Linked DNA regions of Homo sapiens: all the other regions are linked to region 2. Evidence: chromatin contacts called from ENCODE Hi-C or POLR2A ChIA-PET data. All regions are on one chromosome and are shown on one strand. Each heading gives the region's core, a stretch centred on a gene start or an enhancer-like site at or near the end of the contact. The rest is flanking DNA. Distances are from core to core; before and after follow the strand shown.

The links. Hi-C counts contacts between places; a loop is a spot of excess contacts on that map. ChIA-PET counts read pairs that join two places held with the same protein, here RNA polymerase II (POLR2A). Pooled maps may share reads with other maps.
Region 1: a loop to region 2 is called in a pooled map, with 6 times the contacts of the local background. The contact joins the promoter of MFAP1 here to the promoter of SPG11 in region 2. A Hi-C loop is called at or near these places in 1 of 37 single-sample maps with no recorded cell type and 9 of 50 pooled maps. POLR2A ChIA-PET finds 5 or more read pairs at or near these places in 2 of 52 experiments (both activated naive CD4-positive, alpha-beta T cell).
Region 3: a pooled map shows a loop between it and region 2 (4-fold over the local background). The contact joins the promoter of SQOR here to the promoter of SPG11 in region 2. A Hi-C loop is called at or near these places in 8 of 50 pooled maps.

The regions. Positions count from the first base shown.
Region 1 is chr15:43,822,875-43,827,241 of GRCh38, forward strand. MFAP1 (microfibril associated protein 1) reads right to left here and starts at 1,816. Exons shown (of 9, transcript NM_005926.3): 1 at 1,617-1,816. The coding sequence starts at 1,695. It overlaps WDR76 (WD repeat domain 76), which reads left to right and starts at 4,128. Exons shown (of 13, transcript NM_024908.4): 1 at 4,128-4,218. The coding sequence starts at 4,159. RefSeq lists enhancers at 1,620-1,879, 1,632-2,263 and a silencer at 4,097-4,156.
Region 2 is chr15:44,661,262-44,665,634 of GRCh38, forward strand. SPG11 (SPG11 vesicle trafficking associated, spatacsin) reads right to left here and starts at 2,401. Exons shown (of 40, transcript NM_025137.4): 1 at 2,130-2,401. The coding sequence starts at 2,386. RefSeq lists enhancers at 1,496-1,635, 1,745-2,701, 2,176-2,655, 2,696-2,865.
Region 3 is chr15:45,633,779-45,637,835 of GRCh38, forward strand. It overlaps SQOR (sulfide quinone oxidoreductase), which reads left to right and starts at 1,251. Exons shown (of 10, transcript NM_021199.4): 1 at 1,251-1,330. RefSeq lists enhancers at 395-1,390, 1,853-1,942, 1,973-2,022, 3,852-3,931, 3,962-4,021 and a silencer at 1,203-1,372.

The DNA of each region.
Region 1 (4,367 bases), core at 566-3,065, 840 kb before region 2:
GTCCCCCAGGCTGGAGTGCAATGGTGCGATCTCGGCTCACTGCAACCTCTGCCCCCTGAGTTCAAGTGATTCTCCTGCCTCAGCCTACCGAGTAGCTGGGATTACAGGCGCCTGCCACCACACCTGGCTAATTTTTGTATTTTTAGTAGAGACGGTTTCACCACGTTGGCCAGGTTGGTCTCGAACTCTTGACCTCAGGTGATCCACCAGCCTCAGCCTCCCAAAGTGCTGGGATTACAGGCGTGAGCCACCGCGCCGGGCCCTAATTTTTATTTTTGCAGAGATTGGCGGGGGTGGGGGGTGGTCTCGCTATGTTGCCCAAGCTGGTCTTGAACTCCTGGCCTCAAGCGATCCTCCTGCCTCAGCCTCCCGAAGTGCTGAGATTACAGGTGTAAGCCACTGTGCTCCACAAATTCTTATGTTCTTATAACTTACTTTGGGGAGCAATTGGCAACAGGTACTAAATAAAGCTAGTATTGGCTAGAGAATGACAATTGCAGAACTTTCTTTTTTTTTTTTTGAGAGAGTGTCTCACACTGTGGCCCAGGCTGGAGTGCAATGGTGCGATCTCTGCTCACTGCGACCTCCACCTCCCGGGTTCAAGCAATTCTCCTGCCTCAGATTCCCAAGTAGCTGGGATTACAGGTACCCACCACCATGCATGGCTAATTTTTTGTATTTTTAGTAGAGACGGGGTTTCGCCATGATCGCCAGGCTGTCTTGAACTCCTGACCTCAGGTGTTCAGCCCGCCTCAGCCTCCCAAAGTGCTGGGTTTATGGGCATAAGACACCGTGCCTGGCCGCAGCACTTTTTTGAACAAGGGGACAACCACCTGCCTCTCAGTAGGGAATAAAGTGTGGATTACAGTTTATTTTATACAATGGAATTCATAAGCTGTTAAGATGAATGAATTAGATGTATAGGGATCCAAAGATAATTCTCAAAAGCCATGTTGAGACTAGATACGGCGGCATCTACTCGGGAGGCTGAGGCAGGAGGACAGCCTGAGCCCCAGGAATTCGAGTCCAGCCTGGGCAGCATAAGCAGACTTCTATGGACAGCAAAAGAGGGACTGTATCCCGCACAATGCCCTGCCAACAGGCATTCTCTATCTATCTATCTAGTCTGATATTATATACATATTCTGATATATACTTAAGTTCCTAATTATTAGATTAATAATATACTTAAGTTCCTAAGTAATTACACTAATAATACATAAATTCTTGTAATTATATGTAATTAGTGATATTATATTCTAATCATAATATATATTAGACTAATACATATATTCTAGCATATATATATTAGACATATATATTCTGATATATACTTAAGTTCCTAATGTTTTTATATGTGTAATATATATTATATATATGTAACATTAGTCTAAGGAATTTGTGGAGGCTAACAGAAGAGAGGTGCTTGCTGAATACGAGAGCAGGCCACAGGAACAAGATCGGATGCAAGTGGGTGGGGGTGGAAAGATCGAAGAATCTGGCAGCCAGATCTCAAGAGCTGGCGGGGTTGGAGTGGTCTGTCCGGGAGAGGTCTGGAGGTTGCTGGGGCCGGAAGGGGTTAAAATTCGACTGGGAAGAGGGTGTTAGCACCGTACCTTTCTCATTGCGAACTGGGACGGCCCCAGCCGTAGACTGAATGGGCGGTTGCTTCATGAGAGCGCTTGGGACCGACATGTTGATGGCAGCGACGGTGATTCCCGAAACTTGACTAATTCCAAACAGTGAACACCAGCAACGTCAACGAAGAGAAGAAATTCCTTCCACCTGAGTCCGCGAACACAGCTGCGCGACTGATAGAGAAACTACTTACGGCTGAGCTAGATAAACCGGAAATACGTGACGAGAGGATTGTGGGATGGTGGACGACGTTTGGGCGCCCACAGCTAGGAAGTCGAGTCGGTTTCTGCGCATGCTCATTGGCTGCCCGCATGTCCTCTACGTCGCAGAATTTGGAAGCAGCTTTTGGCGGGAAATTTTGCTTCCTTTGGGCTTTGCTGTTAGGACTCTGCGGTGAGGAAGGTTCGAATGAAAGATTTTACGTGTTAGCTTGGTTTGAAGCCAAGAACGGTATAGTGAATAAGAAACTCAGGCGACAGTGAGTTACTGTTTGAATGGCTTGTTGAAAGCTCAGAAGAAGTAGAGTTTGATGGAATAAAAATCTTGCCAGTAGTATCCGATTAGCTTAGTTCATAAGGCCAGGGTGGGCTGTGGTGCGGTATTTGGTTTCACAGGGCAGGTGGTGCTGATTTAGGCCAGTGACCGAAAAAAAAAAAAAAAAAACTCCCGAGGTGCCTGGGACATTGCCCACCTGAAATCCCAAAACTCCACTTTTTTAGGCTTTCAGGTTTTTCCAGTTTCTGGAAACTACCTATTAAAATACATTCCTGGCTAGAAAATGTTTGTATTTAAATATCTAAGTAATTATTATTCTTTTGAGACTGTCTTTTTCTGTCACCCAGGCTGGAGTGCAGTGGCTCGATCTCAGCTCACTGCAGTCTCCACCTCCCGGGTTTAAGCAATTCTCGTGCCTCAGCCTTCTGATTAGCTGGGATTACAGGCGCCTGCCACCACTCCCTGCTGATTTTTGTATTTTTAGTAGAGACGAGGTTTCACCATGTTGGCCAGGCTTAAGTGATCCGCCCACTCCGGCCTCCCACAGTGCTGAGTGTTGGCGTGGGCCACCACTCCCGGCTAATTTTTGTATTTTTAGTAGAGGCAGGGTTTCGCCATGTTGCCCAGGCTGGTCTTGAACTCCTGACCTCAGATGATCCACCTACCTCGGCCTCCCCAAAGTGCTGGGATTACAGAGGTGAGCCACCGCACCCGGCCTATTTAAGAACTCTTTAAGGACTTACAGGATAATAACAGAAGCAGCTCCAATTTACAAGCTGAGTCGTGTTAAAAAATATATATAATATTGGCTAATTGGAAAGTCAGGACACATTTCACAGTAGAAAGGACTTTATAACTGCGGGGGAGACAAGGGACAGTAGGAACAAAGTCTTAAAGTCCAGAAACAGTATGTTTTATACAGGACACCATGAAAAGTTTGGTTTTATCAGTAATTTTTGAGTCATGAGGGGCCTTGAAGTTGCTATTAATATGATTAACCCAAATTACTTCACCTGTGTTCTACAATTGGGCCTTGAGTGGGAGAAGAAATGAAACTGGACAAATCTCAGGCAAGGAACAGTGTGGGACCCAACTAAGCAACCAAGGAAACAGTTTTGGGCTAGAAGGAACCTTAAAGAGAATAGCCAGAATCTTATTTTATTATTTATAGAAGAGGGTCTTGCTCTGTCGCTCAGGCTGGAGTTCCGCGCAATCACGGCTCACTGTGGCCTCATCCTTCTAGGTTCAAGCCATTTTCCCACCCCTGCCTTCTGAGTAGCTGGGACTACAGACGTACAACACCACGCTGGGCTAATTTTTGTATTTTTTATAGAGATGGGGTCTCACTATGTTGCCCAGGCTGGTTTGGAACTCCTGGGCCCAAGTGATCCACTCCTCTCGGCCTCTCAAAGTGTTGGGATTACAGGCGTTAGCCACCGCTCCCGGCCTGTTAGTGTTTTTCAAAGCGACATCCCAGTACCACCAGAATCAAAATCACCAGTCAAAGGTAAAAATGTCAGTTCAGCCCCAGGACATCCCTAAAGAATTTGAGTCTAGGGCTTTAAGACAGCATTTTTTTTTTTTTGAGACGGAGTCTCACTCTTGTTGCCCAGACTGGAGTGCAATGGCGCGATCTCAGCTCACTGCAACCTCTGCCCCCTGGGTTCAAGCAATTCTGCCTCAGCCTCCTGAGTAACTGGGATTACAGGCACGCGCCACCAAGCCCGGCTAATTTTTGTAATTTTAGTAGAGACGGGGTTTCGTCATGTTGGCCAGGCTGGTCTCAAACTCCTGACCTCAGGTGATCCGCCGCCTCAGCCTCCCAAAGTGCTTAGGATTACAGGCGGGAGCCACCGCGCCTGGCCAAGGCGGCCTTCTTAAGAAGCGCGCGTAAAACCCCAACTTCCTGCTCTGGCGCTGCGGCCGCTGGGGATCTGAGTGGGCTCCGCCCCGCCTCGGACCCGCCCCTCCCGGCCTCCCGCCGCAATCTTGGCGGGAAGGCGCCGGCCGCTAAGAAGCCGAAAGATGTCCAGGTCGGGCGCGGCGGCTGAGAAGGCGGACTCCAGACAGCGACCCCAGATGAAGGTGAGAAACGGACTGGTGCTTCCAAGGTGTGCTCCTGCCTCGGTTTTTGTGAGGGTTATGCGGGACACAGGCCCAGGAGGTCGAGGGCACCTGGCACCGGGGGTAGGCGGGGGATCCCTGCCCTTAGGCCTTCAGCTTTGACGAAAGGT
Region 2 (4,373 bases), core at 1,151-3,650:
TTAAACTGAAATGTCAAAATAACAACACTGGCAAGACTGATGGTGTTTCAGCTTCAAATTAAATATTAAAACTAAATTACACATTACAAATAAAAGCCCCAGATTTGAAAATAACACAATGAAAGAGGTGAGGCTATACCATGCTGATAAAATTTCATCTTTTAAGAAACTTGCTTCTACAGAAGTAGTGTTTTATACTTCTAGAGTAGTATATAAAACTACTGTGGTACATACATGATTTAATTCAATTAGTAATAAAACTAATAAGAGTACATAATAGTATTATGTACTATTATGTATTTTATACTACTATAGTAGTTTTATACTATTATAGTATTAATATGTCCTTATTAGGTAAAAAAAAGACATTTTTCTGACTGTTCATATTGATAAATGTAGAAAATAACCTAAATGTCAAATATACAAAAGGTTAAACTAAGATATACTTAAAAGGTAGAGTACATCATTAGCATAGGGACAATATTGCCACATGGAAAGACAGGAAATTTTCAATGCAATAAACAAGATATATGATGTAATTTCAACAATATTAAAAAGACCTATGTACTTTGAAAAAGTAGGAAGTAAACTCTAAATACTATAAACATGCCCTTATTTTTAACCTATGAAGTATTTTAACTGAATTAAAATTCAATTCAACTAAAAAAGTTAAAAAGTCCTTTCTTGGTCCTCCTCCCCTCTAATTTCATGAACTAGCATATGAACGCCCCCTTTATTTCATCTCGGTCTTACCTTCCCTGCTGGGTTCTCAAACACCTAAAGATTTCGGCTTTTCTTTGCCCCATTCCTCTCTTTACAGAGCCACATTCATAGGTACTTGATACTGCTAAATAAACTAATTTCCCCTAAACTAGTTTATAAATAACTTAGTTTATAATAAGTTTATAAACTAAACGCAGAGATTCCTCTTTCGAGCAACTAGACATCAAGGGTAGAGAAGACAAACCCAGAAGAGTTAAGCATTCACTGATGTATCAAATGAATCTCTAAATGTCAGGAGCTGTTAGAGGAGCTGGAGATTCCAAGATTAATAAGACACCTTTTGGCTACTCATCTTAAAGAAAGAGTTGTGAAAATACTTACTATTAATAATTATTAAAAGAACAGGTCAGGCTCAGTGGCTCACACCTGTAATCCCAACACTTTGGCAGGGAGAGGCGGGATCACTTGAGCCCAGGAGCTTGAGACTAGCCTAGGCAACACAGTGAGACCTCATCTCTACAAAAACTAGAAAAATTAGCCAGGCCTGGTGGTGCACGCCTGTAGTCGTAGCTGCTGGGGAGGCTGAGCCCGGGAGGTCAAGGCTGGCTGCCGTGAACCGTGACTGAGCCACTACACTCCAGCCTGGGCGACAGCGACCTTATCTTTAAAAAAAAAAAAAAAAAAAAAAAAGCAGCAGCCCACTCAAAACACTAAGAGGGCGTTCCCAAACTTTATGATGTAAACTCTTAAGTACTGAACCAAGAGTTACGGAAGTACAAAGTAATGCATTATTGTAATCATGTTTGTCTTCCCCAAACATGCGCGCCTCGCAAGAAAGAAGTGTCTTACTCAACTTTTTAGGCACTGCTCCTATGTAACAGCAAGCACACAATATTTGCTGAATAAATGAAGGGACAAACTGGACTCTGTCCTTGAAGAAGAGGACTACATGTGAAAGAAAACGCTATTCACTTCAAGGACATGAAAAAAGTATCAGGATGATTCAAATTAGAGATGATCCTCAGCTGGCATCTTTAACTGAAAGAAATGGGCATGGGACTCGACCCTGTGACAGTTAATCAACCTGTGTTGAATAATGAAAGAATCAGCGCCTCAGCTGAGACCCGTTCCGGGTTCGCCGCAGGTGGCAATGGAGCTGGGTGCCGTCTCCGCCCACCCGGAACAGGAGAGCTGGGCTGCCAGAATGCAACGAGGCGAGCGTTTCAGGTCGGGGGAAAGGTTCTGTGAGGAAACCACGCTCGCCTCTGGGGCGTTTCCTGCAGCTGGCACCCTTCTCCCGCCACCTCTATGGCTGCAGGGAGGCCTCGGCGTGAGCCCTTGGGGCTCAGTCAGCCGAGCCTAGGCTCTGGACTCCCCCAACGGCCCAACTCTCCCTCAGCACTTACTGCCAGAAGGGGCCCTCCAGGCAGCAGCGACCCCCGCCCCGGCTGCCAGGCGTCAAAGAAAGCACTTGGAGGCTGCCCGCAGCCGTCAGGCTCCCCAGAGCCTCCGGCTGTGTGCGCAGCTGCGCCCGGGAGCCGAGCTGCCCCATCGCCTCGGCGGGGACTGGCACCAACAGCATCGGTAGAACCCGCCCCATGGCCGCGGTGCCCCAGCTACCGCCGGCGGAAGCAGCACTCGCGACCCCTTCCTCTGCAGCCATCTTGGCCCGGCGGTTACTTCCGGTCACTTTCGCCGGAACCTGACTGCGTCGTGGGCATGCGCGGTGTACGTAGCGGCTCCCGCTCGGCCTCGTGACTCCCGCGGAGACCTCTCGGCTGTCTCCGGTCGATTCCATTCGTTTCCTGTGGGGGGCAGTACCAGCCTCTCTAGCAAAGCCACATCTGCCCTGACGCCAGTCCCACTCTGCTTAACTGCTCTGGCATGCTTGAAGGCCTAGCTTAGCGTAGCAGGCCGTTGCAGCCGTTCTCGCTCTGTGGCATTGCTCTTTGCCTTCTTGGTCCAGCTGCCTCCAGCTCCCTTGGAACCCAGTTCCTGCCTCTTTTCTTCGCTTTTCTTATTGTGCTGTTCGCTTACAGGCTCTGGGGTGGTGCCATTTCCTTGGTAGCATGGACCGTCTTACAGTGTGGATCCATAGTAAGGGTGTTGACCCGAAATTTGAAGTCAAATAATATCCATTGTAACAGTCAGAGAGACGGGGTAAGTAAGGGGTGGAGATGGTAGAGAGCTCCTGTCTGTTTTCTCAGGGAAGTATGATCCAAGATCAAGAGAAGGAGAGGAGCAAAGAGTTTGAGGTGAGAAGAGGGGTTGAATAGGTATTTTGGTAAAGTCTCCTAAAAGACAACTGTACCTTCTTAACACATCTTCCACATTCAGAACATTTCAGCATAAATGTAACCTCTATTGACAGGCCTCCCCAAGCCATTCAACCTAAGGTCCCTTCTACTGCAGTCTCTCACCTAGTTTTGTTTTTAATCATAGTATTTATCACTACTTGATATTTTCTGCCAGTTCCTGTCCAATAAGAATGTAAACTTCAAAAGAGCAAGGACTTTGTTGCTCACCACTGTCCTGGCTAGTACCTAAAACAGTGCATGTTTCATGAAAGGTACTCCCGCATTTGTTGATCAATGCATGACCTTATTTGTCAAAATAAAAGCAAACTTTTTTTTTCTTTTGAGATGGAGTCTCGCTTTGTCACTCAGGCTGGAGTGCAGTGGCGGGATCTCGGCTCACTGCAACCTCCGCCTCCTGGGCTCAAGCAATTCTGCCTCAGCCTTCCCAGTAGCTGGGATTACAGGCGCACGCCACACCCAGCTAAATTTTTGTATTTTAGTAGAGACGGGGTTTCACCATGTTGGCCAGGCTGGTTTCGAATTCCTGACCTCCGGTGATTTACCTGTCCCAGCCTGGAAGTGCTAAGATTACAGACGTGAGCCACCGTGCCCAGCTGAAACCAAACGTTTTCTATCACAAGGGAGATATATTCAACCTTCTAAGCTTAGCTGGGGCTGTGTTCTTTCTGTAAAAAATGGCAACGTTAAAGCAATTTCTAAGGTTACACTTGTGTTAGCTACAACAAAGCCTTGTCCCTTATAATCAGGACAGTCTTCTCATGCCTGTAAATCCCAGCACTTTGGGAGGCCAAGTTGGGAGGATCACTGGAGCCCACCCTTGCCAACATAGGGAGACCCTTGTCTCTACAAAAAAAATCAAAAAAAATTTTTTTTGAGAGTTTTGCTCTTGTTGTCCAGGCTGGAGTGCAATGGCACAGTCTTGGCTCACTGCAACCTCTAACCTCTGCCTCCTGGGTTCAAGCGATTCCCCTGCCTCAGCCTCCGAGTAGCTGGGATTACAGGCGTGTGCCACCATGCCTGGCTGATTTTGTATTTTTAGTAGAGACGCGGTTTCTTCACGTTGGTCAGGCTGTTCTCAAACTCCCGACCCTCAGGTGATCTGCCCACCTCGGCCTCCCAGAGTGCTGGGATTACAGGCATGAGCCACTGCACCTGGCCAAAAAAAATTTTTTTTTAATATTAGCTGGGTGTGGTGTCACATGCCTATAATCCAAGCTACTCAGAAGACTGAGGTGGGAGGATCACTTGAGCCTGGAGGTCAATGCTGCAGTAAGCCATGATGGTGGCACTGCACTCCCACATGGGTGACAGAGTAAGACCCTGTCTCAAAAA
Region 3 (4,057 bases), core at 1-2,500, 970 kb after region 2:
TACAGTCTGCGTTTGTATTGTATTGTTCATGATGATTTTGCCATAGATACAGTCAGTCTCTTTGATTAAAGATAGAAAGTATCAGTTGAAAACATTTAAAAAAATAATATTCAAGGCTGGGCATGGTGGCTCACGCCTGTAATCCCAGCACTTTGGGAGGCCCAGGAGGGCAGATCGCTTGAGGCCAGGAGTTTGAGACCAGCTTGGCCAACATGGTGAAACCTCATCTCTACTGAAACATACAAAAATTAGCCGGGCATGGTGGCACACACCTGTAGTCCCAGCTACTCAGGAGGCTGAGACACCAGAATTGGTTGAACCCATGAGGCAGATGTTGCAGTGAGCCGAGATTGCTCTACTCACTGCGCTCCAGCCTGGGCAACACAGTGAGACTCTGTTTCAAAAAACAACAACAACAACTATATATATATATATATATATATATATTCAAAATTCATAAAACCAAATAAGTGTAAAAGAAACTCAAACTTTCAAGGGTTTATTTTTGTTTGTTTTTTTGAAAGCTTCTAGCACTTGCACTTCTCAGGTTATGAGACTTTTGGGACACCCTGTATTTATTGTAAAAAGGGTTACTGAATCTGATATGGTGGAGAACCACTCACTGAGACTTTACATCAACCTGGAAAGAGCCGCCAACTGAAAATGTCCAGTCATGAATATGGGATGGGACACTGTGGAGGCCAGTGGCTGGAAGCCAGCTTACCCCTGCCTGCGCGTTTTGAAGGAAGGGCTCCAGCGCACACCAAAGCTGAACCTCGGTCACCTTCTCTGTGAAATGAGCGCGGGAATACCTGTGTTTCTGGGCAGCTGTGTGAACCCGGTGAGAAGCCCAGGGCACATAGGAGGACCCAGTGGGAACAGCCAGAGCCTCTCTGCACAGCGCCCCGCCTCCGCTTTTGCCTGCCCTGATTACAAAACGCTGTTGGCACCCAGGGGCGGAAGCGTCAGGTGGCCTCGGTGTCCTCCGCCTGTGCGCCCCAGCCTGCGGGGCCGCCCTTCAGGGCGCGCAAGGGGCGAGTCTGTCCAGCCGGCAGCACCCCAGGCCGGATGGACGCTTGTTCCTGGTTCTGTGCCCCGTGAGCGCTCAACGCCCTGGTGTGTTCACTGACCATGGTGCCTGGGCTGCGGCGCCGGGCGGGGCACGGCGGGACTTTTCGGGACCTTTCCTGGGGGGAGCCTCGCTTTCCCCGCCTCCAGCCTCCGCCCGGATGGCAGGCGGGCGGGGCCCCAGTCCAGGCCTTGAGACCCAGAAGGGAGCGAAGGTTTTTGCTGCGCCAACGCAGTGACCGAAGGCTCCGCTCACGCCCGGGTAAGAGGCATCCGCGGCCGATCTTTGGCCCTGGGCCAGCGGAGGGAGACTGGGCGGGGACAGCGACCACCACTGAGGCTGTTTGTTAGCTTAACTCGGTTTCCGCAGCTGGGACTCCGCAGACCCGGTGCGCCGCGCCCCAAACTTTGCTTCCTCAACTCCGGACACCTGCAGCTCTTGCTGCCCTTGTCTGGAACCCGGGTCTTGGGACTCTTGCTTCCTTCTCAGAGTGTCAGAGCCTCAGGGCCGCGGAGAGGCCAACCCGCGAGGGGTGCTTAAAAACCGAAGTATCCGTGGTCTTGGTGTGTGGACGTTTCTGGCGCCTTCCACCTGTTGACTGTCACTCGGCACCGTCCTGGAGCGGGAGTGGGTGCTCGGCGTCCGGGGGCCAGGGATTGACACAGTCATCCACCGACACTGCGCGTGGGACAGAGGGGGCGCTCGAGGGGTCGGCTGCAGCTGAAACCTGAAGGGGAGAGGATTTAGGGCACCTGCTGAACAGGAATTGGTGGAAAGGGAGAAGGGGTCTTCTGGTGGAATCTGGGCTCATTTCCTTTCCTCTTCATCTGTCTCTTTTATTTATCAAAATTCCAACCTGGCTTTTTGCTCAAAGACGCTGAACAGAGCCCCTGGCTTTGCCTGCGCTGCCCATTGCTATAATGCAGGGCTCTGTTCCATTTTTGTGCTGTGCACCCCTTTGGCATTTCTGGGAAGGCTAAAGACTCTCAGAACAATACTTTTTTTTGAGACAGAGTCTTGCTCTGTCGCCCAAGCTGGAGTGCAGTGGCGCGATCTCGGCTCACTGCCACCTCCACCTCCCGGGTTCAAGCGATTCTCCTGCCTCAGCCTGCCGAGTAACTGGGATTACAGGCGCAGCACACCTGGCTAATTTTAGTATTTGTAGTAGAGGCGGGTTTCACCATGTTGCCCAGCTGGTCTCGAACTCCTGGCCTCAAATGATCCGCACACTTCGGCCTTCCAAAGTGCTGGGATTACACGAGTGAGCCACCGCGCTGGACCAGAACAATGCTTTTTTAAAGGTATAAAACAAAAGGAAGAGTATTATAAAGGAAACCAATTGCAAAACACATGTCAAAACATTAAAAGAATTTATGATATGGTAATATATATGTCTTTAAAAAACGAATGCGTTATTTAATAACAAGGTTATTAAATAACAAGATCTAGCAGTGGATTAAATAGTTACCATAATTTTGAAGTAGTAAAGAACATAAACAATTATTTCAAGATATAGGTAATACTTGTAATATAAGAAAATATCTGTAATTTCTTTCTTCTTTTTTTTTTTTTTTTGAGACGGAGTCTCACTCTGTCACCAGGCTGGAGTGCAGTGGCGCGATCTCGGTTCAATGCAACCTCCGCCTGCTGGGTTCAAGTGATTCTCCTGCCTCAGCCTCCCGAGTAGATGGGACTACAGGTGTGTGCCACCACACCCAGCTAATTTTTGTATTTTTAGTAGAGACAGGATTTCACCATATTGTCCAGGATGGTCTCGATCTCTTGACCTTGTGATACGCCCACCTTGGACTCCCAAAGTTCTGGGATTACAGGCATGAGCCACTGCGCACGGCCAATATCTGTGATTTCTATTGGTGACAAAGTCTTAGTATTGCCAATACTGCTGTGGTTTGTTGGCTACATACATAATTGAAGTAAATGTTAAATTTCAGTTAGATACTAGAGAAATAAAAGATGTAAATATTAAATATCCGTAAAAATAAAGATGTAAAATACTTTTCCATCTAAGTTTTTGGGTCCAGGTTAAGATCCTCTGATAGTAGAAAGGGCACTGACCCAATGACTTGGCTTCTGGGCTTGACACTTCCATTGACATTTCCAAGGCCCATTGTAACCTTGGCTTTTTTTTTTTTTTGAGACATGGTCTTGCTGTGTCGCCTAAGCTGGAGTACAGTGAGGTGATCTCTGCTCACTGCAACCTCCTCGCAGGTTCGAGTGATTCGCCTGCCTCAGCATCCCTAGTAGCTGGGATTACACCAGCCACCCACCACCACACCTGGCTAATTTTTGTATTTTTTGGTAGAGACAGGGTTTCACCATATTGGCTAGGCTGGTCTTGAACTGCTGACCTCAAGTGATCTGCCCTTGTCTGCTTCCCAAAGCAACCACCACACCCAGCTTAACTTTGGCTTTTGAATTTCTTTTCGCCTCAGCTTCTTCATTGTACAGTGGAGATAATAACACCTTCCCAAGTATTTAAGGCACCCAGCACTGCACTTAGTGTAGAGGGCTGAAGTAGATACCATTTATCAGAACTTATTTGTATCCCTCCCAAGCTTATGGCCTTATATCCCCAAGCCTGGGGAGGTACTCATTATTTATTGAATGAATAAGTGGGTCAGAAAGGGTTGCTTGTGACTAAGTCCAAAAAACAAAATTCATTAAGGAGACAGCTGGTGGTTTGGGAAATGACTTTGTTTAAATTTGGGGCTTTTTTTCTGGCTGGAAAAATATATAAACACATTTGGAACGGGGGTGTTTGAAATGTCAGTCAGGGCCCAGGGTCTGTGTGTGCGTGTCTGTGTGGCTGGTGTTCTGCCAGTGAAAATGAAACTGAATGTTGAAAGGAAACCGGATTCCTTTGCAGAACAGTTTCTCCTCCATGTTGCCTGTGTCTAGCTTTGTTAATCCGATGTGTTGTAACACAGGAAATGTCTTATAAAGAATGGAGACGGACCCATGACAAGG